2 separate regions of the Homo sapiens genome follow, and region 1 is linked to region 2. Evidence: read pairs that join two places in POLR2A ChIA-PET (ENCODE). Cell type or tissue: PC-9. All regions are shown on one strand. Links, peaks and the distances in the headings refer to the core of each region. The heading gives the core; the rest is flanking DNA. Region 1 holds the start of MECR (mitochondrial trans-2-enoyl-CoA reductase). Region 2 overlaps PHACTR4 (phosphatase and actin regulator 4).

Region 1 (12,833 bases), core at 2,291-10,290, 810 kb before region 2:
GCAGGAGCTGGTGGGTACAAGCAGCTGCAAGGAAGCCGGGCAGCTGGCATGGAGTGAGTCAGGGGCAGAAGGGAGCCAGGTGCAGCTAGACAAGTCAGCAGGGTCTGTAGGTCAGGCAAGAAACTATGAGCAAGGAAGGGGCTTGAGGTTCAACCCTAAGAGTAATTAATGGGAGGCCACTGAAGTGGAGTAATTAAGCAGAGGAGTAATAAGGAGTAATAAGTTCTGATCTCTGGGTTTTTTTTTTTTTGTTTTTTTTTTTTTACAGCTCCAGCTATAAAGACTGCTGAAGTAGGGAAAGCCATGGGCAGATGGGTCTGACCACTGGGCAGTGACACTGAACAAAGCGTAGGAGTTCAAGGTATATGTAGGCCCTCCCTGTGCCCTGCCCCTCCTAGCTGGCTTCATGCTGAGATGGACACACCTTGAAGCTGCCCTGGGGCTGGAGGAGGTATCGCTGGGTTGAGAGTTCCTGGGCTCTTGGTCTCCTCTCTTGTGAGAGCTGATGAGCTCCACACTGAGTTAGGAAAGGGACCAAAAGACACAGCAGGCAAGAATTAGACACAGATAATTAAATAGGGAGAGGGAGGCAGAAGCAAGAAGAAACCAAGGGGAAACCTTAGGGAAGAAACTAAGATACAGAGACGCTGGAGCAGAGAGGAGCCAGAGAGGCCCACCCAGAAAAGGAAACTCAAGGAGAGAAAACCAGTGAACAGAAGAAACAACCAAGGGTGCTGTTTGCAGAGGGCTCTTGAGAGAGCCTCAAAATAGGAGTTTTACCAGTGATCCCATTTTACGGGTGTGGAAACTGAGGTTCAGAGAGCATATGACACTTGCCTAAGGTGACACAGCTAGTAAATAGACGGCGGGCCCTAGATTTGAACCCAGATCTGACTGATTCCACATCCCTTTGCCCTTTGTGCAGGGGAAGATGGCAGAGACTATAATGGAGGGAGAAAGAGAACACAAGCAACAGGTAGACAGATGAGAAGAGGACTTTCTGCTTTACTTTTAAAAGACCACAAACTTCAGCCGGGCACAGTGGTTCACACCTGTAATCCCAGCATTTTGGGAGGCAGAGGCGAGGTCAGGAGTTTGAGACCAGCCTGACTAACATGGTGAAACCCTGTCTCTACTAAAAAAAAAAAAAATACAAAAATTAGCCAGACGTAGTTGCGGGCACCTGTAATCCCAGCTACTCAGGAGGCTGAGGCAGGAGAATTGCTTGAACCTGGGAGGCGGAGGTTGCAGTGAGCCAAGATCGCGCCATTGCACTCCAGCCTGGGCAACGAGCAAAACTCTGTCTCAAAAAAAAAAAAAAAAAAAAAAAAAGACCACAGACTTCTATAATCCTTGAGAGAAGAAGGAAGAAGGAAATTCCTGGCCTGGAGTGACCAGCCCAAATCTAGGGAAAAGGAGATGGCACCACAGACCGTTCTAGGCCATGAGGAAATTCAATTACCTGCAACTCATGGAATATTTATGACACCTACCCTGTGCCAGGCTCATATCGGGTGCTGGTGTTATGGAGATAAACCAAACATGGCTCCAGTCTTGCCTGGAGGGGAATAAATAAGAGACGATGTACTAAAGGCCATAACACAGCTCCAGGGAAAACACAAAGGCAGCAGCAGATGACCTAGGGAGTTTTGAAACATCAAAGAAATGACATCTGAACCTGGAGTTTCCGAGGCAGGGAACAGCATTTCAGGCAGAAGGAGTGGCCTGAATAAAGGCACAAGACACACTGGGGAAGACGGGTATCAGATGCAGCTGGATCACAGGCTATGCACGGTCCAACAGGAGAAGATGAAGCTGGAAATGCAGTGTGGGAGTCAGAGTGCAAAGAATCTTGAATGCAAGTCCAGGAAATTGGACTTGAACCCCTCAGTCAGTAGTTCTCAAACTATGCCCCTGCAAGAACCCAGATGGCCTAGACTAAAAGTGAGGGCTATTGGGATGCACAGGAGGCTAAAGTCCAGCCCCAAGGAGGAGGACTTGCTGGATGATTCTTCAGGCTTCCTGACTGGGCTCCCCAGAAATTCAGAGGAGCCAATTTGGTGAAGAAGAGAATGTCGACATCTCAATGTCACCTAGGGAGTCTTACAACAGAAGGTTACGTTGTACTTCCCAGTTCAAGTAAGCCTATGTGTCACTGGGGAAAAGGGTAAGCAGGACTGGTCATCGTGTGTGTGCTGGCACATAAATGTGGGGCCAAGCCTTTCCCCCACCATGGGACACCAACTTTCTCTAATAATAAAAACAAGTACAGACATTTAGTGAGCACATACTATAAGCCAGACCCTAGTCTGAGGGTTTTATGTGTGATATTTCTCATTTAATCACAATAACCCCCGATAATATTTATCAAATGCTTCCATGTGCCAAGCATTGTACTAAATGCTTCAAGTGGATAATATCTCACTTGACCCTCACAACAATCTTGAAACAGATAACTAGTATTCCTTCCATTTTAAGAGTAAGAAAGTGAAGACACAGAGAGGCCTGGTGACTTGTCCGAAATCAAATGGCTGGAAAATGGCAGAGCTAGGACATAAAGCCAGGTTTGTCCAAATCTAGCTCACAGTACTTTGCTGTGCTCTCTTCCTCAGAGGAAAGGCTTGGAGATGGCAAGCTTCAAGTCAATAAAATCCAGGAAAGGAACTCTTCCTTATCCTTCAAAGCCCTGGCTCAGTATCTTAAAACCTGTTTCCTGGGACACCTGCATCAGAATATTCTTGGGAGCTTGTAAGGATGTAGATTCCTGGAACCCCCATCCGCAAGATTCTAATTCAGTAGGTCTAAGATGGGACCTCGGATTATTTTTATGCACACAGAAGATTTTGAATCACAGGGCTGGCTCTAACAGCACCTCCTCCAAGAGCCCCCACCCCATCCCACCCCATCCCAGAGCACTTCTCTTCAGACTACAGCATTGCACTCTGGCACGAGCCACAGCTCGATCTGGGGTTTTAGTAATGTTCATGTCTTCCCTACACCAAAAATCAGACTAGATCCTTCATAGGGCTACACCTTTTTACAGGCATTTCCAGTGTTCCACTTAATCCCTTTCTACACTGTGAGCATTTTGAGAGAGGACCCTTCTCCTTGTGATTCCTGTCTTACATCTGAACAGAGTTTTTTACAATGCGTTCTCCCACCCACAATAGCATTCCTCTATTATTTCATCCAATCCTCACAACAATCCGGAAGGAGGCATATTATCCCCATTGTACCGATGAGAAAAATTCAGAGTTTCACCTGCCCAAGGTGGCCAAGCTAGGAAGTGGCAGGGCTAGGATTTGAACCTAAGTTTTCTAACTCCAAGCCCCATACTCCTGCCTCCACAGCAGCTTTCGTGTACTCTCCTCAGTGTAGGGAAGTAAGCTTTGCCTCCCTATGCCGTTACATGGTAGTGGTGATTAAATGAGATAATACCTTAAAGAGCCTGGCTCGGTGAGCACTCAATATATTATGTGAAGGGTAAACTGAGGCCAGGGAGAGTAAATATTTCCTCCAAATCAAACACCAAACTGCAGGCTGTAGACACGACTTTGGACTAGCCCCAGACTCTCCTTGTTGAGACAACAGCTTTGGCGGCCTCGCAAGCTCCGCACCCCCGGATCCCTCCGGGGCCCACACGCAGTCTAGCCAGGCGCCACCACTTGGGCAGCGAAGGAAGGAAACGCCCTTCAAAGGGACCAAGGGGGAGTGGTCACCCGGCGGGGCAGGGGCGGGGCGCAGGCGCGCGGTCGCTGGAAGATGACGTAGCCGGGGCGTCAGGCTCTGTGTTGGTTGGAGCGAGCATGTGGGTCTGCAGTACCCTGTGGCGGGTGCGAACCCCCGCCCGGCAGTGGCGGGGGCTGCTCCCAGCTTCTGGCTGTCACGGACCTGCCGCCTCCTCCTACTCCGCATCCGCCGAGCCTGCCCGGGTCCGGGCGCTTGTCTATGGGCACCACGGGGATCCAGCCAAGGTCGTCGAGTAAGAGACGGCGCCGAAGCCGGGGAAGGGGACTGGGGTTTCTGGAAGGCTTTAACACGAGCTGCGGACTGGGAAGAGAGGGACAGGGTCCGAGGAAGGGGGCAGAGAATAGCAAACCGAAGCCGAAGCCCAGGGCGTTTTTGGTAGGTCAGAAAGACCGTACTTGAAGGTAGCTGAAGACCCGAGAGGCAATTATCAGGGTATTAATGGCTGATGTTTATTGATCGAATATTGTGTCAGGCAATCCCTTGTTTAAATGGATGCTCTCATTTAATTGTCACAACAATGTTTTGGGGTAGTTATTGATTTATCCCCATTTTGCAGATGAAAACTGAGGCAGAAGAGGTAAAATCACTCGTCCAAGGTCACACAGCCAGTAAGTGACAGGGTCAGAATTCCAACCTATGTCTGACTGACCTGCGTGAGTTCTTACTATTATTATTATTATTTGGAAGAAGTTTTCAGAATACTTTTACATCCATTTGGATCTTCATGTGTCAGTAAAGAGTAGGTCATAGATCATTGTTTCCAGAGGGCAAGGGACTTGCCCAGAGTGATACCGCTAATAAGTGATTGGAACAGGAGACTGGAATCCATGGCTTCTGATTCCAAACTCATGTTTCTCTCCACTGCACCGTATATGCATCTTGGCTTGGTTAAAAAGAGCTGCTTTGGTGCCATACAGACCCAAGTATCTATATTTGGTCAAATACAGGCTCAACGTCTTAGTAGCTGTTTGGTCTTAGAGAAGTCATTCAACTTCTCGTTACTTTTATGACTTTGTCCTCCTCCTAAAATTCTGTTGGATCTTAATTCATGCTTTTTGCACGTGGTTGATAAAAATAGTATGTCAGTTGCCAACCATTGTAAATCTGCACATAAATAGCCATTCAGAAGGGCTATTGGGGCCACTGAAGTGGAGCTAAAGCAAAAGCACAGGTCTGGGAATCAAAATACTTGGGGTCAAATCCTTGTCCTAGCTTTGCATTTGGCAAGTTACTGAGGTTCTCTGAGCCTCGGTTTCATCATCTTAAAAAATGGAGACAGTACAGACAAAGTTCATAGTGGTAATCACCTAAGATCTATGTAGTGCTCTCCACCAAAAAACACCTGCATACTCTTGTGCAGTACCTTCTTTTTAACTCTTTGATTCCCAGCAAATAGTTTGATTATTTTCCAAAGGATGGGCAAATGTGGTATTACTTTAATGGTTAAAATTCAGGCTAGAGCTGGGCACGGTGGCTCACGCCTGTAATCCCAGCATTAGGGAGACTGAGGCGGGTGGATCACCTGAGGTCACGAGTTCTAGACCAGCCTGGCCAACGTGGCGAAACCCCATCTCTACTAAAAATACAAAAAAATTAGCCGGGCTTGGTGGTGGGCACCTGTAATCCCTGCTACTCAGGAGGCTGAGGCAGGAGAACCGCTTGAACCCAGGAGGCGGAGGTTGCAGTGAGTCGAGATTGCGCCACTGCACTCCAGCCTGGGCAACAGAGCGAGACTCTGTCTCAAAAAAAAAAAAAAATCAAGCTAGATGTTTTGACAGGTGGTGAGGATAAGCCTCAGATAAATTCAAGGTCATCCAATCAGCCTAGCCACATCCCGCATTATAGAAACGAAAAGAATGTCAAGAAGACACATCAGTCAGTAAACTCCAAATTGTATGTTGATCGTAGGTAATAAAGCATTGTGTCAGGGAAGACATCTCACTAAGGACTGCGTTGTAAGGAACTGGTACAGCTCTGATGAACACTCCTCCATTTCCAGGAATGTACCCCAAATGAGAACCATGTAGTGTCTCTCCCACGGACTTGTAGTTTGTGTCTGCAGCAGGACCTGCCACAAAACAGGTGCTCCTAAAATGTTAGTTCAATCTAAATCTAAATTTCCAAAAAAAGTGAACCTTTTATTAAGTTCTGCTGTGGTGATGAGGAAGGCCTGGGAAAGTTCAGCTGAATGCAGTTGCCTCCTAATTGATTCCCTCCTCTTGGAGAGCCAGAGAAGCTGGAACAGACCGGTCTGTTTGCAGATGCCACTTAGGAAAAAAAAAAGCTTCTATTATGTCCTTCTGTGGAACTTCAGTAATTTCCCTCTAGTTCAAAACATGATACTTCCAACCGGGCGCGATGGCTCATGCCTGTAATCCCTGCACTTTGGGAGGCTAACATGGGCAGATCATGGCGAAACCCTGTCTCTACTAAAAATACAAAAATTAGCTGGGCATGGGGGTGCAAGCCTGTAGTTCCAGCTACTCGGGAGGCTGAGGCAGGAGAATTGCCTGAACTGGGAGGCAGAGGTTGCAGTGAGCCGAGATCGCGCCATTGAACTTTAGCCTGGGTAACAGAGCAAGACTTCCTCTCAAAAAAAAAAAAAAAAAGATACTTCCACAAAGCATTATATTCAACTTTGGCTTCACAGCACAGTCACCATTTGTAGTGCTTTTATTTTTTGTATTTGCCCACATAAAATATCAGACAGCTTTTATTTTATATATATATTTATTTATTTATTTATTTATTTTGAGATGAGATCATGCCATGTTGCCCAGGCTGGTCTTGAACTCCTGGGCTCAAGGGATCCTCCCACCTCAGCCTCCTGAGTAGCAGGGATTGCAGGTGTGTACCACCACACCCAGCTTGACCTGTAGTGCTTTTAGAAACTACCGTATGTATTCCTAGGCCCCACTCCTGAGGTACTTAGTAGGTCTAGGATGGCTTGGAGCTTCTGTTTTTTTCAAAGCTCTCCAGGTGACTCTGCTGCCCAGGCCAGGCTTGAGAACCACTGCCTTGTGGATACAGATTGTCAGACAAGCAGTAATTCTCTCCGTGCTCCAGAAGGGCAACTTTACTTTCTGACCCAGATTCAGGCGGCTTTACTTGTTCTCGTATGGACTGAAGCCAGAGACTGGGATTCTCTTTGTAGTCATGTCTTACAAGGTTTAGGGTAACCACACTGTCACAGAAAGAATCAGGTGTCCTTTACACATCCTGGTAACTGGCTGTCTGGGTCAGGTTACACCAGGTAGGGGTCATGGGACTACCTAGAGTCTGAACAGAGCATTGTCAGAACTAGTGTGGTTTGTGATGCTTGCGCTGTGGGCCACACCTCTGCAAGCAGGAGGGAAGGAATGAGGAACAGCCTTCTCAGGTCTGAATCCTCAAAAGGAGGCCTCCAGGTTTCTCCTGTTCTCACGTCCCTGTTTTCATTCCTGTTGGCCTCCAAACATTGCAGCTGTTCTCTCCTAAGCCATTTTCCCCTGTTGCTTAGTTTCTTTCCCTTTCTTCCAAAATGGGATTCCCTAAATAAGTATTTGGGCCTTTTTTATTTAAAAGATTAAACTGTAGATCTAAGTAAAGTAAGACTGTGCAGAAGAATGACAAACATTTGAGAAATTTCAGAGTTCTCCATAGCCACTGTCCCTTGTGCAGAGTTCTAGATTCCCTATCAGATAGTTCCCAGAAACCCAGGGGCCAGGCATGGTGGCTCATGCCTGTAATCCCAGCACTTTGGGAGGCCGAGGCGGGCGGATCACCAGAGGTCAGGTGCTCGAGACCAGCCTGGCCACATGTCGAAACCCTGTCTCTACTAAAAATACAAAAATTAGTCGGGCACAGTGGTGCATGCCTGTAATCCTAGCTACTCGGGAGACCGAGGCAGGAGAATCGCTTGAACCCAGGAGGCAGAGGTTGCAGTGAGCTGAGATTGCACCACACCACTGCACTCCAGCCTCAGCGACAGAGTGAGGCTGTGTCTCAAAAAAAAAAAAAAAAAAAAAAAAGATAGTTCCCAGAAACGCTTAGTTCTTCTCTTGCCTTCTTTTTTTCCTGAAAGTCCGCTCAGAACTTTGCCATTCTCTGGATCTTCTGGTGAAAACAGCTTTCATTTATTGTATACCTGCTGTATAGCAAGCATTGGACTAAATGCTCCCTGTATATTACGGGGTTTTAAAATCAAAACACTCCAGTTTGGTTATTATTACTTCCACTTTACAGATAAGGAAATTGAAGCTCAAGTAGATTGAAAGGCACTTATCCGAGATCTTACAGCTAGGATGCCCCTTCTTTATTAAAAGTCCTTGATATAGACATAGGCCTGAGGAAACAACAGCAGTCACCTCAAATGATTTCTTCAAATAAACTTTTTTAAATATTTTAAATAAAAAATATAGATGGGGTTTCACCATGTTGCCCAAGATGATCTCAAACACCTCAGCTCAAGCGATCCTTCTGCCTCAACCTCCCAAAGTCTCAAATGATTTTTGAGAATGAGATGGACTATAAAATTGGGAAAAAGGTCAGAAGAGAAGGTGAAATTGTAGGTCATTCAGGTAACCCCAAATTTCTACGCTGTAGAAAGGGCAGCCCCAATCCTGGGAAAGTTTAGAAATACCATTCTCTGTCTCCTCCCCTTTTCAGGATCCCGAGGCTTTTGTAAAACAGCATCCTGATCATCTTGGCTTTCTCACCTGCCTGCTGCTAGTACAACAATGAAACTAAGCTGGAGCTGGAAACCCGTGGACATATACCCGTTCTGTCTTTTTTTTTTTTTTTTTTTTTTTTTTTTAGATAGAGCCTGGCTCTGTCCCCCAGGCTGGAGTGCAGTGGTGCAATCTCGGCTCACTGCAACCTCCACCTCCCAGGTTCAAGTGATTCTCCTGCCTCAGCCTCCTGAGTAGCTGGGATTACAGGCGCGTGCCACCACACCCAGCTAATTTTTGTATTTTTAGTGAAGACAGGGTTTCGCCATGTTGGCCAGGCTGGTCTTGAACTCTTGACCTCAGGTGATCCACCTGCCTCAGCCTCCCAAATTGCTGGGATTACAGGCATGAGCCACGGCACCCGGCCTACCCATTCTGTCTTAAGCCAGATGGACTTTGGAGGAGCAGGTAGTGGGGCCCCAGTCTGTCCATTCTCACTATAGGGCACTGTTTACTCTCAGGAATTTCTTCTTTTTACAGTTAATATAAAGCAAAACTGCAGGTGACTTGATTTTTAAACCCACATTTTAGTACTTTGGGGAAAAAATAGCATTTTGGGTTTGGTGCTCTGTTTAGAGCTCTTTATTGTGGTCATGAATGGAGTGGGAACAGAAGGCATTGATATAGTAAGTTGGCCAGCATGTATTCTTTGAGAGTTTACTGAGTGCAAGGCACTGAGGGTACAGAGTTGAATCTGTTGTGGTCGTTGCCCTCAGAGCCTCACAGCCTAATCCAGGAGAAAGGCCGCCATAGTCCAGTGGGGTAAATGCTGTGATGGGATATGTTCAGAGTCCTGTGGACACCCAGAAGGGGGTTACCTAACCCCCTCGGGTTAGTCAGAGTGTTCTCTGAAGAGACAGGGTGTAAACTGAGTGCTCCAGAGATCCGGTGAGCAGTGTATGAGGAGAGAAAGTGGGGAAATGTCCCAAGCAGAGGAACCTGCATGTGCAGAGACCCCGAGGGAAGAGAAAACATGGTGTGTGTGATCAGTCCGTATTTGTTGACTGCCTACTGTGCACTCATGTAATCCTGTGAGAAAGGTGTCTGCTGAAACCAGCTCAGAGGGGACTACCCTTAGATCACAGGGCTCAAGCTTAAGCGGATTCCACATCCTATAACTCATACATTACCTTCCATCTGGCCTTTAGACTAGGCTGTGGAGTTTAGGGCCAAGCCCTGCTACCCTGGTTTTCTCACTGTTGCCTCTGAAGGTGAAAGCTGCAGGCACACCCCCTAGGAATCACACAAAAGACTGGGGTTTTCCCTCCGTCCAGAGAGTCCGGGAGGAAAGCTGCCCCTCGGAGCCACTCCAAGTTGTCTCTTGCCCTCTCCTAGCAGCTCTCTGGGATGAACTGGCCTTTCCCACCCTGGGTGAGGTGGGAGGGGTCCTCATTTTAGAGAAGGAAAAGCAAAGATGACACAAGGTGAACCTGTGACTTGGGATGTTTCTTGCCTGTGTTCCAGTCCCACCTCTGCCACTAATTATGGCAGTGAGGAAATCACGTTAGTCTCCAATTATCTTCAGTTACTCCTTGATAAAATGAAGAGAGTGACCAAGGTCAGCAGTGGTAAATATGGGTATGTGTGCTGTCCCCATGCAGACCTTCACAGTCCCTTTCTGTAGACCTCAAAACCTACACACCTCTTTATCACATTCTCCCCAGACAACGCTCTTCCTGCCAAGACAAGACGGGCCCTCAACATCCTTCTCAGCATAACACTGCAGCCATGGAAATTATCATGAGACGTGAATCCTCTTTGCTCCAACAATTGTCCGGCTGTGACAATTCTAGGAAAGTAACACAGGCATTGACTGCCTGCTCACCAATGGTTGTTCCAGCAGCCTCCAGGGAGCAATGATTTTGTTTGAAATCTGGGATCCTGGGCACAAGATGTTACCAAGGACCCCCTCTTGGCCCTTGGTTCATTACACAATCAATAGCCCTCCCAGCCTCCAGCCAGACAGGAGCTGCATGGTTGTGTTTTTACCTGTCAAAGAGATCCAAGCAGCTTGCAGGTAGGGACTGTGCCCCCAAGAGTTGGTCCTCAGCAAGTTGAGTGACAGACTGCAACTCCCTTGTAGTGGAGTTTCCCTGGTGTCAGCAGATGTAGCATATCATGGGGCCTGCAGACTTTCTGGTCCTCTTAGTTTAGGGTAAGTAGGGGATTGAGAAGGTTTCTTTGCCAACTGGGTAGAAACTTCCAGAAGTTGCCCTAAGTCTCTGATTCCTTCAGTTCAAAACAATTGTGCTAAAGAGCCAAAAAATGAGTCCTGAATGGTGGGAGTCCTGGAAGCCGTAAGAGGTGCAGGGAGGGTGTGGCTGTGTCCAGCACACCAAACCACCTGGAACAAAGGAGCTTTGCTCAGGCAAAGGAGCTCTCCCCGAGAGCCCAGGACTCCCTTAGTTCCCTGGGAGCCAGGCCCTTACAAGCTGCGAGCTGAGGAACTTCATTCCTTCACAATTGCCTAGTTGTGCCCTGCTTATTAATTATTAGTCAAATCCCAGAACAATGTACCTAGCACACCAGGCATTTCACTGAATCACAGAAGGCAGTTTGGTGACCAGGGGACCACAGACAGACTGGGGAGGACCACAGGAGGGTCAGTTACATTCACCCGGTGCCCTGTGATGACACAAACGTTCTTGATTCTGTACTAAGTCGGTGCCCTGTGATGACACAAACATTCTTGGTTCTGTACTAAGTAGACGAGAAAGTCTCTGGCCAGTGACAATTTCTCCCTACCTCTTCTTCCTGCTCAAAATGATATTGACCGTTTGATGTGATTGAGTAAAAGATGAAAGATAAGTACAAATGATTGCTAATTAAATGTGGAACGCAGGAAAGATATCTCAGCAGAGCTAGCTAATGCCCACCTTACACAGCAAGTATAACTGTGCCAGTCCCCAGGGTACTGGCCTCTTTTCCCCCCTCTCAAAAGGCTCTTTCTTCTGCCTGCTTTTGTCTCCCTTGTACTTCATATGGCATCACAGGTGTACAGCCTTGGCCTCAAAGGAGCCATTGTGACCTTATCCAGGCTGGGATCTGTTGATTGAGGACAGTGGCATCCCCTCGAGTTGCATGGCGCCATTACATTCACGGAGGACGTGAACGGTATGGGGGAAGCAATTTGAGATCTAGCCAGGCTGGGTTGGGTGCCTCATTTGTACTCCAAAACATAGCCACTGTTTCCTTTGGTGAGTTTTGTTTGTTTGTTTTTTTAAAGAACAGGGAAGAAATTGCTATCATTACACTAGAGGTTTAACTCTTGGAATTCAGACTTGGTCCCTGTTTTCCCTCCTGTCTCAGCAGAATGGTATCCTTGACAACATGGTTAGCACTGTCTGCAGGAACAGCAGTGTCTGTGGTATTGATGGCATTCCCTGGGGCAGGCCAAGGCTGGCCTCCCTGGTGAGAGGCAGCTGGACCCCCCCACCCCCAGGCTTGCAGCAAATGTGGGGCCAGCCCCCGACACCATCCACCTGTGTTTGCAGCTTCAACTTAACTTCCCATCTCCTAAACCCTCACCCCTGCTTGGCCCTCTTCACTCTCCTTCTCTCCCACTTCAGTGAATCTCAAATGGCAGAGCTGCTGGGCTTCCCAGAAGACAAAGAAGAGAACGAGGGGCCCAGAGCATCGTTTCTCAAACTGCTGTTTGGGGCAGGCTGTGCTGTGAAAATACTGTAATGTTCCCAGCCCACATTAAATCTGGAAAGCTCTGGATGACACAGGCCACATGGGTTTCTTTATTCCGGGACTTCTCAGAGCCTTTATGACTAACGTGTAGTCAGAATCTTAGAAAAGGGGCTTAGTAGGCAGCATTTCCCAAACAAATTGGATCGCAGGAAATACCTAACAGCCAGGTGCAGTGGCTCACACCTGTAATCCCAGCATTTTGGGAGGCCCAGGCGGGTGGATCATGAGGTCAGGAGTTTGAGACCAGCCTGACCAACATGATAAAACCCTGTCTCTACTAAAAATACAAAAAAAAAATTAGCCAGGCGTGGTGGCACGCACCTGTAATCCCAGCTACTCAGGAGGCTGAGGCAGGAGAATTCCTTGAACCCGGGAGGCGGAGCTTGCAGTGAGCCAAGATTGTGCCACAGCACTCCAGCCTGGGCGACAAAGCGAGACTCTGTCTCAAAAAAAAGAAAAGAAATACCTAACAGTATCTCCAAGAAAAATTCAGCACACACAGCGTAGTGAATGCTGGTGTAGGGTTCAACAGCCTGCATTTTGGAGTCTAGCTTAAGATCAAGACTCTTGAGTAAATTATTTCTCTGAGCCTCAGTTTCCTTTCCATTAAATTTGGGTGATACCACCCTCCACATAGGCATTTTGAGGACTGAACGGCAGTCAGTCCTCATGTATATA
Region 2 (10,835 bases), core at 2,544-10,543:
GATGAGATTTGGGTGGGAAGACAAAGCCTACCCATATCAATGGCTCACTGCAGCCTCAATCTCCCAGGCACAAGTGATTCTCCCAGCCTCCTGAGTGGCTGGGACCACAGTACTGCGAGACCACTCACAGTTCATTTTTGTATTTTTTGTAGAGATGGGGTCTCACAATGTTGCTCAGGCTGCGCTCAGACGATTTGCCTGCCTCAGCCTCCCAAAGCACTGGGATTACAGGTGTGAGCCACTGCATCTGGCCTAGAGAACTGGTCTTGATCCTATCAAAGTATGTAAGCAATGTTGTAACAGAAAAAAATGAACTAGAAGGATATACACAACATTCGTGGTATGTATGGGTTGTCACTAGACAAAGGTGGTCAAAGGAGACTTTATCTAACAAGTTTTACTTTATAAAATGTGTCTTAATGTTATCAATTTTTAAATCAATTTGGTAGAAATGCAGATGTTGATATTATTTAAGTATTTAAGAATAAAAATACATTATCCTATTCCTAGGGTAACTAAAGCTTTTAACTAGAAGAGTTGAATTTTCCCATCTACAAAGATAAGCAAGCATATCATTTTCGTTCTAGTTTTTGACCTATCAAGGTAATAATTTGTAACTATTTATAGATTAGCCAGGCATGGTGGCTGCTCACCTATAGTCCCAGCTACTCGGCAGGCTGAGGCAGGAGAATCGCTTGAACCCAGGAGGCAGAGGTAGACTTCATCTCAAAAAAAGTGTGTGTGTGTATATATACACACACACATACATGTATCACTTTATATATGTTTTTTACACTATATACACATATATATTTACACTTTATATGTGTGTGTGTATATATATGTGTAAAGTGATAATATATCTACATAATCCTTAGATATTGCAATAAATCCTCTTGGGTCATATTCTTTCAATATATTTATAGATTTGACATATCAAATGGGGACAAAAACAGGCCAGCCACGGTCGCTCACGCCTGTAATCCTGGCACTCTGGGAGGCCGAGGCGGGTGGATTACTTAATTTCAGGAGTTCGAGACCAGCCTGGCCGACATGGTGAAACCCTGTCTCTACTAAAAATACAAAAAAATTAGCTGGGCATGGGGGCGGGCACCAAACAAGCAGAAAACAGCTAGCTATAAATTGGCATGTTAAAAAATGTAACTACTGTACATAGAAAACTTCCCTAGAAAAAAATCATAAAAGTAGATATATCAAAATGTTATTAGTAATTACCAATGGATAGAAAGGTCAAATGATTTAAATTTTTCTCCTTTTTTTATTTTTTGAGATGGAGTCTCTCTCTGTCACCCAGGCTGGTGTGCAGTGGCACAATCTCAGCTTATTGCAACCTCTGCCTCCAGGGTTCAAGCAATTCTCCTGTCTCAGCCTCCCAAGTAGCTGGGACTACAGGCGCACACCATCATGCCCGGCTAAATTTTGTATTTTTAGTAGAGACAGGTTTCCACCATATTAGCCAGGCTGGTCTCGAACTCCTGACCTCAGGTGATCCACTGCCTCAGCCTCCCAAAGTCCTGAGATTACAGGTGTGAGCCATTGCACCTGGCCTTAAAATTTTCTCCTTTATGCCATATTTTCTCATTTTTCTCAAAGAAATATATATTGTTTTTGTAATAAGAAAAAATAATGATTTGTTGGATTTAATCTACATGTAATTTATATAGACTTTCTACAGCTGTATTAAGTGGAATAGAACAAATGTATTTGTTTGTTTGTTTTGTTTTGTTTTTTGTTTTTGAGATGGAGTCTTGCTCTGTCACCCAGTCCAGAGTGCAGTGGCGCAATCTTGAGTCACTGCAACCTCTGCCTCCCAGGTTTAGATGTTTCTCCTGCCTCAGCCTCCCAAGTAGCTGGGGTTACAGTTGCCTGCCACCACGCCCAGCTATTATTATTATTATTTTTTTTTTTTGTATTTTTAGTAGAGTCAGGCTTTCGCCATGTTGGGCAGTGTGGTCTCAAACTCCTGACCTCATGTGATCTGCCTGCCTTGGCTTCCCAATGTGCTGGGATAGGCATGAGCCACCACACCCAGCCGGACAAATGTATTTTTCTACTATCTTTGTCAGCATTTATTTATTTAGAGATAGGGCTGTGCTCTGTCCTCCAGGCTGGAGTGCAGTGGCACAATCTCATTTCACTGCAGCCTTGACCTCCTGGACTCAAGCAATCCTCCCACCTGAGCCTCCCAAATAGCTGGGACTATAGATGTGTGCCACCATACCTGGCTAACTTTTTAAAAGATTCTTGTGTCTTTTTTTTTTTTTTTTTTGTAGGGTCTCCCAATGTTGCCTAGGCTGTTCTTGAACTCCTGGGCTCAAGCAATCCTCCCGTATGGGCCTCCCAAAGGACTGAGATTAGAGGCATGAGCCACTATGCCCAGACTGTCAGCTTTTAGTTATCAAGATTTTGCCAACTTTATAAAATAAACAGGTATACTTTCTTTTTCTCTGCTATACTGATTGATATAGCATTATAGAGCTGTCCCCTCTTATCTGTGGTTTCACTTTCTGCAGTTTCAGTTACTTGTGGTTGACTGCAGTCCAAAGATATAATATGGAAAATTTCTAGAAATAAATAACTTGTAAGTTTTAAATCATGTGCCACTCTGAGTATCATGATGAAATCTCATGCCATCCTGCTCTGTCCTGCCCAGGGGTGAATCATCCATCACCTTGTCCAGCATATCCACACCGTATGTGTTCACTGCCTGTTAATCACTTAGCAGCCATCTCAGTTGCCATATCAACTGTGGCGGTATTGCAGTGCTTGTGTTCAAGTAATCTTTGTTTTACTTATTTGTTCTATTTTATTATTAGTTATTGTTATTAAATTCTTACTGTGCCTAATTTATAATCCAAACTTTATCACAGGTACATATGTATGTATGTATATACAGGAAAAAAACAGTACATATTGGGGTTCAGTATTATCCATGATTTCAGGGATCCACTGGCATTCTTGGTCTTGGTATATCCCCCATAAATAAGGAGGGACTACTGCAATCATCTGCTTCATCAACATGAATTAAATTGTCCACAAAACCCCTGGCCTAATCACATTTTAACACTAGTCTACATAGGATTTTTATTTCTTGAGTTCCTTTGGCAAATTATATTTTCCTAGAAAATTACCCATTTCAGGGGGAAGGAAGGGGGGAACAGCAAAAAAAAGAAAAAAAAAAGCAAGAAAGAAAATTACCAGTTTCATCAGGAATTCAACAGGGTGTCAAGGTAATTCAGTGGACAAAGGAGAATATTTCCAACTTTGTACCATATCTAAAAATTAACTCAAAAAGAATCAACAACTTAAAATAAAACCTAATCTTTGGTTAAGCAAAGATTTCTTCAAGAAAACACAAAAATTATGAACTATAAAAGAGAAAATGGATTAAATTGGATTGCATTACTTTAAAAGCCTCTGAAAGCAAATAGACAAGCCACAGGCTGGAAGAAAACATTTGTATGACATATATCATCGTCTGTCCAGGGTGCATGACACATTGATAAGGGCTCAGTTTGCAGCAATAAATTCAGATGGAAACCAGTCCATGCATTTAGTCAACCTATCCCACTTGCTATGATTTTCTAGGAGTAAGACGTAGTCAGAAGTGATAAAAAGTGGTGAGAGGACACAGGCAATAGTCCAGAATGTCAGCATTACTGCCTTTCCAGGCTTCTACTACTACTACTACAGCTCATCTTTTTCTACTGACAGAAAAAATAATTACATAATATCTGTTATTCAGGTTCACAGAATTTGGTGCCTGTGTACTCTGTTTTCCTTAAGATTGGTAATTCTATCTTATGCAGAAAAATTAAAACCACTGGAAGAAACACATACAGATATGTATTGTGTGTTTACTACTGGGCAGTGGGTAGGATGTAACAGTAAAAACATGTTGACCTTTATACCCCTTCAGGAAATAAGATGACAGAGGATATTTAATATATATTTATAATAATGCTATATTAAATTTCTCATCAAGACCACTAGGAGAAAAAATGGAACTAGCATCAATTTTGGCATCATGTAATACTGGAGGAATTTAACTCCTACACCCTGAGGACCTCAAAACTAATTAAGCTTGTATTTTGTCTTTCATTCTTAAAGAGGAGGGAGGGAAGGACTATGTTACTGGCATATTTTGAGCTTCAAGTGATAACAACATAACATCAAAAATGTTTTCCCATGAACTTTGAAGTGCATTATGTCTTGAGTTTGGCTCCTTGGCAAATGTTCTTAAACAGCTAGAAAAAAACTCCTTTATAGCATCATCATAATAATTCATAAATTCAGATACAGAATAAGAAAAAAATAATTGACTTTGTTTAGGAAATAATAAATTCTATTTGCTACCTTAACAAACTACTTCTCCTATTTCCTATATGATACAAATTCTAATCAAAAGGAGGTATTATCTTATAAATTTGTTTCCAGAATGCCATGCATATGAATAAAGCCTTTGCAACTAGCTTTAAATTCAGAATGCAAACTGATAATCTACATCTCATTAAACAATCACCAAACACACCCAAAAAAGTATTTTCAACAAGTCATGTTCATATTTATACAAGAGAGGGTATATAGAAACTTAATGAAGTATTCAGATGATTTAAAACATTTTGGGAAGGCAATTAGTATGCAGATCCTCCTCCACCTCAAAAATCTTTAGAAGGAAGTCACAACTCAGTACTTTTAAATAAGTGATATGCTAGGGTTTCAGTCCCTTTTGTTCTGGTATGCTCTTGGGAGAATGACTGTTAACTCCATAAGCAGTTGAAAAGGGAGGAAGAAAGCAGAAGCACGAATTAGCTATTTTTGAAAGTAGTGGGGTGTGGAGCATCATGGTAGCACAAATTCTATGCACATCCTCTCTGGATCCTTCCTTCACTCAGCACTTATGTACAGTGTAGCCATGAATTTTTTTCTTTCTTTTCTCTCTCTTTTTTTTTTTTTTGAGACAGAGTCTCGCTCTGTTGCCCAGGCTGGCGTGGAGTGGCGTGATCTTGGCTCACTGCAACCTCCGCCTCCCGGGTTCAAGCAATTCTCCTGCCTCAGCCTCCCAAGTAGCTGGGACTACAGTAGCACGCCATCATGCCTGGGTAATTTTTTGTATTTTAGTAGAGGCGGGGTTTCACCTTGTTGCCCAGGCTGGTCTCGAATTCCTGAGCTCAGGCAAACCGTCCACCTCGGCCTCCCAAAGTGCTAGGATTACGGGGGTGAGCCACCGCGCCCAGCCTAATTTTTTCTTTTAACTGGTAGTATACACCAGTATAGGTTAACAAGTAATACATTCATTGTATTTTATCCAGGTCTCTGAAATGAGATGAAAGGGAGGTGACCTAAAATCAGGAGAAGCAAGGTAAAAGCTGTTTGATTCCTCTATCACTTTCCCTACTCCATGATCTTCAATGTCTGTCCTACACTAACTCTGGCGGAATTTTGGAATCTGTTTTCCAAGAAAGTGTAAAGCAAATGGTCTCTGGAAAGGGGTCGCAAAAGGCAACTGATGGTAGGGATATGGTACAAAAAATGGAAGGGGTTGGGTGCAATGGCTCATGCCTGTAATCTCAACTTTTGGGGAGGCCGAGGTGGGAGAATCACTTGAGCCCAGGAGTTCAAGACCAGCCTGGGCAACATAGGGAGACTGCATCTTTACAAAAAGTAAAAAAATTAGTCAGGCATGGTGGTATGTGCCTATAGTCCCAGCTACTTGGGAGGCAGAGGTGGGAGAATTGTTTGAGCTCAGGAGGTCGAGGCTGCGGTGCTTTTTTTTTTTTTTTTTTTTTTGAGACAGAGGAAGACTGACCCCAAAAAATAAAAATAAAAAAATAAAATGAAAAAGAAAATAAGGCCAGCTGCAGAGGCTCATGCCTGTAATCTCAGCACTTTGGTAGGCCGAGGCAGGCGGATCACCTGAGGTCAGGAGTTCGAGACCAGCCTAGCCAACATGGTGAAACCCTAAAACTACAAAAATTAGCCAGGCAGTGATGGGTGCTTGTAATCCCAGTTACTCGGGAGGCTGAGGCCAGGAGAATCATTTGAACCCAGGAGGCAGAGGTTGCAGTAAGCTGAGATGGCGCCACTGCACTCTAGCCTGGGTGACAGAGCAAGACTCCATCTCAAAAGATAAAAATAAAGTAAAATAAAATACAAATACAAGTAAAATTAAAAATGGAAGAGAATTAAGTGAAAATATGCATAATTAATGCTGAATGCAGCAGTCTCTTCAGTCAGTTTTCTTCACCCCTTACCATCCAAACACAGTGGGAAGACTGTGCCCCTTAGACCCTGATACTGATATGAGAATGTTCATCAACAATAAGGCCAAGAAGCTCACCCAAAGGCAACCTGCCTATACATTTAAAGCTTCTAACTGGCTATTTAGTCCCTCACTTTTAACCATCAGCAGACAGTTAATTATTACTAGACATCAGAGAAAAACTCTAACATAAAAGAAACCAAATCAATATTTAAAAACAATGTTAGGAAAAAAAGAGACTATGCAGGGCAAGGAAAATCTGTTGAAAGAATGAAAGGATAGTATAAAAAGAAACATGCAGAGACTTCAAAAAGACCTCCTGGAGATTAAACTCTAATAGTAGAAAAGAAAAATTTAATAAAAGTAGAAGATAAAGTTGAATAAATCTTGCAGGAAACATATCTAAAGGAAAAAGAAATGAATTAGATAATTATTCCAGGAGGTTCAACATCAAAAAGCTACTGGCAACCAAGACAGAGGAAGACATGAGGGTTTAGGAAACAAAGGAGCTAACACAGGAAAGAAGCAAAGCTGTCAGGAAAATGGAGACTGGATAACCCAGGATGACAGTTGCGTACCACCTCTACAGACTGCAAGGCCACCTGTACACAGACTGGAGCAATGTGACTCAAGAGATATATTGAAAGCTGTCATCACCAATATCTCTGCTGCTATTTATCCTTTTTAAAGCTAAGAACACAGTACCCAGGTGAGCCTGGCCCTCAGCCTGTCTTGACTAAATGCTTATGGATTTCTTCTTTGAACATACTTGATTGCCTAATGAGTTCCAGACTCATTTCGCTCCACAAAAGTTTCTTTAACCCAGCGGTCCCCAACCTTTTTGGCACCAGGGACCAGGTTCATGGAAGACAATTTTTCTACAGACGGGGGTGTTGGGGTGGTTTGGGATGAAACTGTTCCACCTAATCACTGATCTGACAGGAGGTGGAGCTCAGACTGTAATGCTCACTGGCCCACTGCTCACCTCCTGTGGCCCGGGGGTAGTGGTGCAGGGTACTCCTGCTTAGGAGAAACCACAGAGCTAATCACTCCCTCTGACCATATTTCTGTCAAATGTCCAAGACCTAGTCCACACTGAAACCCTGCCCAATACAATCTCCAGGATTAAATCTTAACTTTACTCATGACTTCCATAGAAGGGCCTCTAGGAACCTCAGGAAAATGAAGCAAGTATAATCTGCTGATCTCTGGGGATCCCTGAGATCCTTTCAGAAGTCCAAGAGGTAAAACTAAATACATAAGAATACAAAAAAATTATTTGCCTTTTCCACTGTGTTGACACTTGCACTGATGGTACAAAAGCAATGGTGAGCAAAACTGTTAGCACCTTAACACAAATCAAGGCAACAGCACCAAACTGTAGCAGAAATCATTGTATTCTTCACAACTACACAGTTACAGTGAAAAATAAATTCAACTTTAAGAATGTCCTTGATAAAGCAATAAAAAATATTAGTTTTAATAAATATCAACCCTTTAGTACATATATTTTTATTACTGTTTATGATGAAACAGAAATATGTATAAAGCACATTTGTATACTAAGTATGATGGTTATCTCCAGGAAAGGCATTTGTGTGACTGAGTTGCAAACTGAACTAGACAGTTTTCTTCATGGAATACTATTTTTACTTGAAAGACTGAACAACAAGCTATGTTATTCAAGCTTAGATAGCTGACAGGCATTTTCTCAAAAGTAAGCCTGTCACTAATAAAGAAAATTAACAGTATTTGTTGCTAGTGATAGAATTCAAGCTTTCAAGTGAAATTCCTATTTTGGAAAATTTACATCCAGAATGAGCTTGACAGCTTCCCAACATTTAACATTTTTTTCAACGAGACCAATAGTGATATTAACGAACATGATATTTAAATATTATATAATGAAATGTGTAAGCATCTGTCCAGGTAGAAAAGGTCCTAGAGACCTTAGGTCTATCCTTCTGGTACTTTATTCGTAAAAATCCCTCACTACTTTTATTTCCAGAATACCACAAATAATTCTTTCTTTCTTTCTCTTTCTTTCTTTCTTTTGTTCATTCGTTCTTTCTTTCTTTTGTTCATTCGTTCTTTCTTTCTTTCTTTTGGGTGGTTTCTGTTTTCTTTTTTTCCTTTTTTATGTCATTTTTTACTTCAATAGGTTTTGGGGAATGGGTAGTATTTGGTTACATGAATACGTTCTTTAGTGGTGATTTCTAAGATTCTGGTGCAACCATCATCCAAGCCGTGTACACTGTACCCAATGTGTAGTCTTTTATCTCTTTTTCAATATTTCTACTTAATTATTAGCTAACTTGATTATAACAAAATTCTCACTCCACCAAAAGAAACAAACTCATTTTACATCCTCAATTCTTTTCTTTGTCAAATGACACTGAGTACACCAAATTCTTATCATATGTATATGTGTGTATATGTATAGTAAACAACTAAGAAAAAAATCATTATAACATTTAGAAGGAAAAATGGAGACAGAGGAGAATGGTAGTTAAATATGAGTCATTTCTGTTTTCCTATAAACTCCATATTATGATTGAATGAATGTTAATTTACAAATTCCAAGATTTAAATAAGTGTTTAGAAAAAAATAATCTCAGGCCGGGCTCACACCTGTAATCCAAACACTTTCGGAGGCCGAGGCAGGTGGATCATCTGAGGTCAGGAGTTCAAGACCAGCCTGGCCAATATGGCGAAATCCCGTCTCTATTAAAAATACAAAAATTAGTTGGGTGTGGTGGCAGGTGCCTGTAGTCCCAGCTACTTGGGAGGCTGAGGCAGGAGAATTGCTTGAACCCAGGAGGCGGAGGTTGCAGTGAGCCGAGATCACACCATTGTACTCCAGCCTGGGTGACAGAGCAAGACTCCACCTCAAAAAAACCCCCAAAAAACAAAAACAAACCAAAAAAATAAAAATAAAAAATAATCTCAGCCGGGCATGGTGGCTCACGCCTGCAATTCCCGCCACTTTGGGAGGCCACGGCGGGTGGATCACCTGAGGTCAGGAGTTCAAGACCAGCCTGGCCAACATGGTGAAACCTCATCTCTACTAAAAATACAAAAATTAGCTGGGCATGGTGGCAGGTGCTGGTAATCCCAGCTACTCAGGAGGCTGAGGCAGGAGAATCACTTGAACCCGGGAGGTGGAGGTTGCAGTGAAGTGAGACTGTGCCATTGCACTCCAGCCTTGGCGACAAGAGCAAAACTCCGTCTCAAATAAAAAAAAGAAAAGAAAAAGAAAAAAATAATCTCACTAGCACAGAACCCAAATTTCTACCTATCTTAGTAAACAATCAAAAGCACATTTCACTTTATGCCTCAATTGACTACTGGTCAACTATAACTTCTATAGCAACTCTCACGTTGATACTCCCTAGAAAATTTAAGTTATATTTAAGGTTAATTTCAGTTTAATTTAATTGTTTAATAATAAATTTGATTGATAAGATTATATTAAAATTTAGGTTATGTTTACTTAAGTGAAGCAAGGAGGTCACTCAGAATGAAAACTTAGGTTTCCAGTACAAACCTACGGAGTTGTCATGTATTATTCTAGTTTATCATATGGTCATGTTCTTTAGAATTTGTCACCAGACTACTATAATAAAACTCAGTTTACCAAATTCTTCAAGATTTAACCTGGTAATGAAGCTACAAACTTTAGGAATAAGTGGCTGGGCACGGTGGCTCACGCCTGTAATCCCAGCACTTTGGGAGGCCAAGGTGGGCAGATCATGAGGTCAGGAGCTCGAGATCATCCTGGCCAAGATGGTGAAACCCTGTCTCTACTAAAAATACAAAAAATGAGCTGGGTGTGGTGGCACGTGCCTGTAGTCCCAGCTACTCGGGAAGCTGAGGCAGGAGAATGGCTTGAACTCGGGAGGCGGAGATTGCAGCGAGCCCAGATCACCCCACTGCACTCCAGCCTGGGGACACAGCGAGACTCTGTCTCAAAAAAAAAAAAAAAAAAAAAAAAAAAAAAAAAATTTATGAAGAAGTACAGACTGCCCTCTTGTGTTCAAACTAAGGATGGATCTAATTGATGATGGATCTAATTGATGAACTAGGCATAATCCTAAAAACTACTCTTCAGGGGGGAAAGAAAGCCAAGGTCCTAAAGAAATTATCTAAGGTCGTTAAAAGCAGAAAAATTCTGATATTACAAAGTAATAAAGGGCAGTCTTCTCAAAGCAAGACAAAAGCTCTTAATCTGAGCCAGATGATTGCTAGTACTAGTAGCCCAAAAAGCCTAACCTCAGTTAGTATTATATAGTAGTATTTTTACTATACTTCCTCAAGCTGCACTGGCATAAAAAGGGATTCAGACTTCTTTCCGTGTGATGAAGGATCAGAAAATGCTTGAATCGGATGCTTCCTCCAGTACGCTGAAATTAAACAAGTAAAACTGCCTCTGATTTCTTTTTTTTCTTTTTTGCTAATGTGTATTTTAAAATGAAAAGTACTTCCTAACTAGTCTTCCTAGTCAATGTTATGGTTTCAAAAAATCTGATATCCTAAGACATATCTCTCACTT

The links. ChIA-PET counts read pairs that join two places held together with the same protein. Peaks named below come from ENCODE experiments on the same cell type or tissue, not always from the same donor. Only the 100,000 strongest peaks of a DNase experiment are listed, where the experiment ranks them.
Region 1: POLR2A ChIA-PET joins it to region 2 with 26 read pairs; 2 of 35 experiments call an interaction of 5 or more read pairs at or near these places.

The regions. Positions count from the first base shown.
Region 1 is chr1:29,221,880-29,234,712 of GRCh38, reverse strand. It overlaps MECR (mitochondrial trans-2-enoyl-CoA reductase), which reads left to right and starts at 3,779. Exons shown (of 10, transcript NM_016011.5): 1 at 3,779-3,982. The coding sequence starts at 3,807. LOC124903887 (a long non-coding RNA gene) reads right to left here and starts at 10,960. Exons shown (of 2, transcript XR_007065564.1): 1 at 10,102-10,960; 2 at 9,897-9,990. RefSeq lists enhancers at 3,768-3,877, 3,402-3,902, 3,903-4,403. In PC-9, for the core only: CTCF peaks have their summits at 3,414 and 3,614; DNase peaks (open chromatin) are centred at 3,732 and 7,062; H3K4me3 peaks cover 2,326 bases; H3K27ac peaks cover 4,051 bases.
Region 2 is chr1:28,409,404-28,420,238 of GRCh38, reverse strand. All of the region lies in intron 2 of PHACTR4 (phosphatase and actin regulator 4), which reads right to left. Among named protein-coding and RNA genes, the nearest start is that of PHACTR4, 45 kb to the right of the region's middle. RefSeq lists a silencer at 2,727-2,786 and an enhancer at 10,216-10,275. In PC-9, for the core only: a CTCF peak has its summit at 10,337 (motif pointing left); DNase peaks (open chromatin) are centred at 2,698 and 10,298; H3K27ac peaks cover 1,747 bases.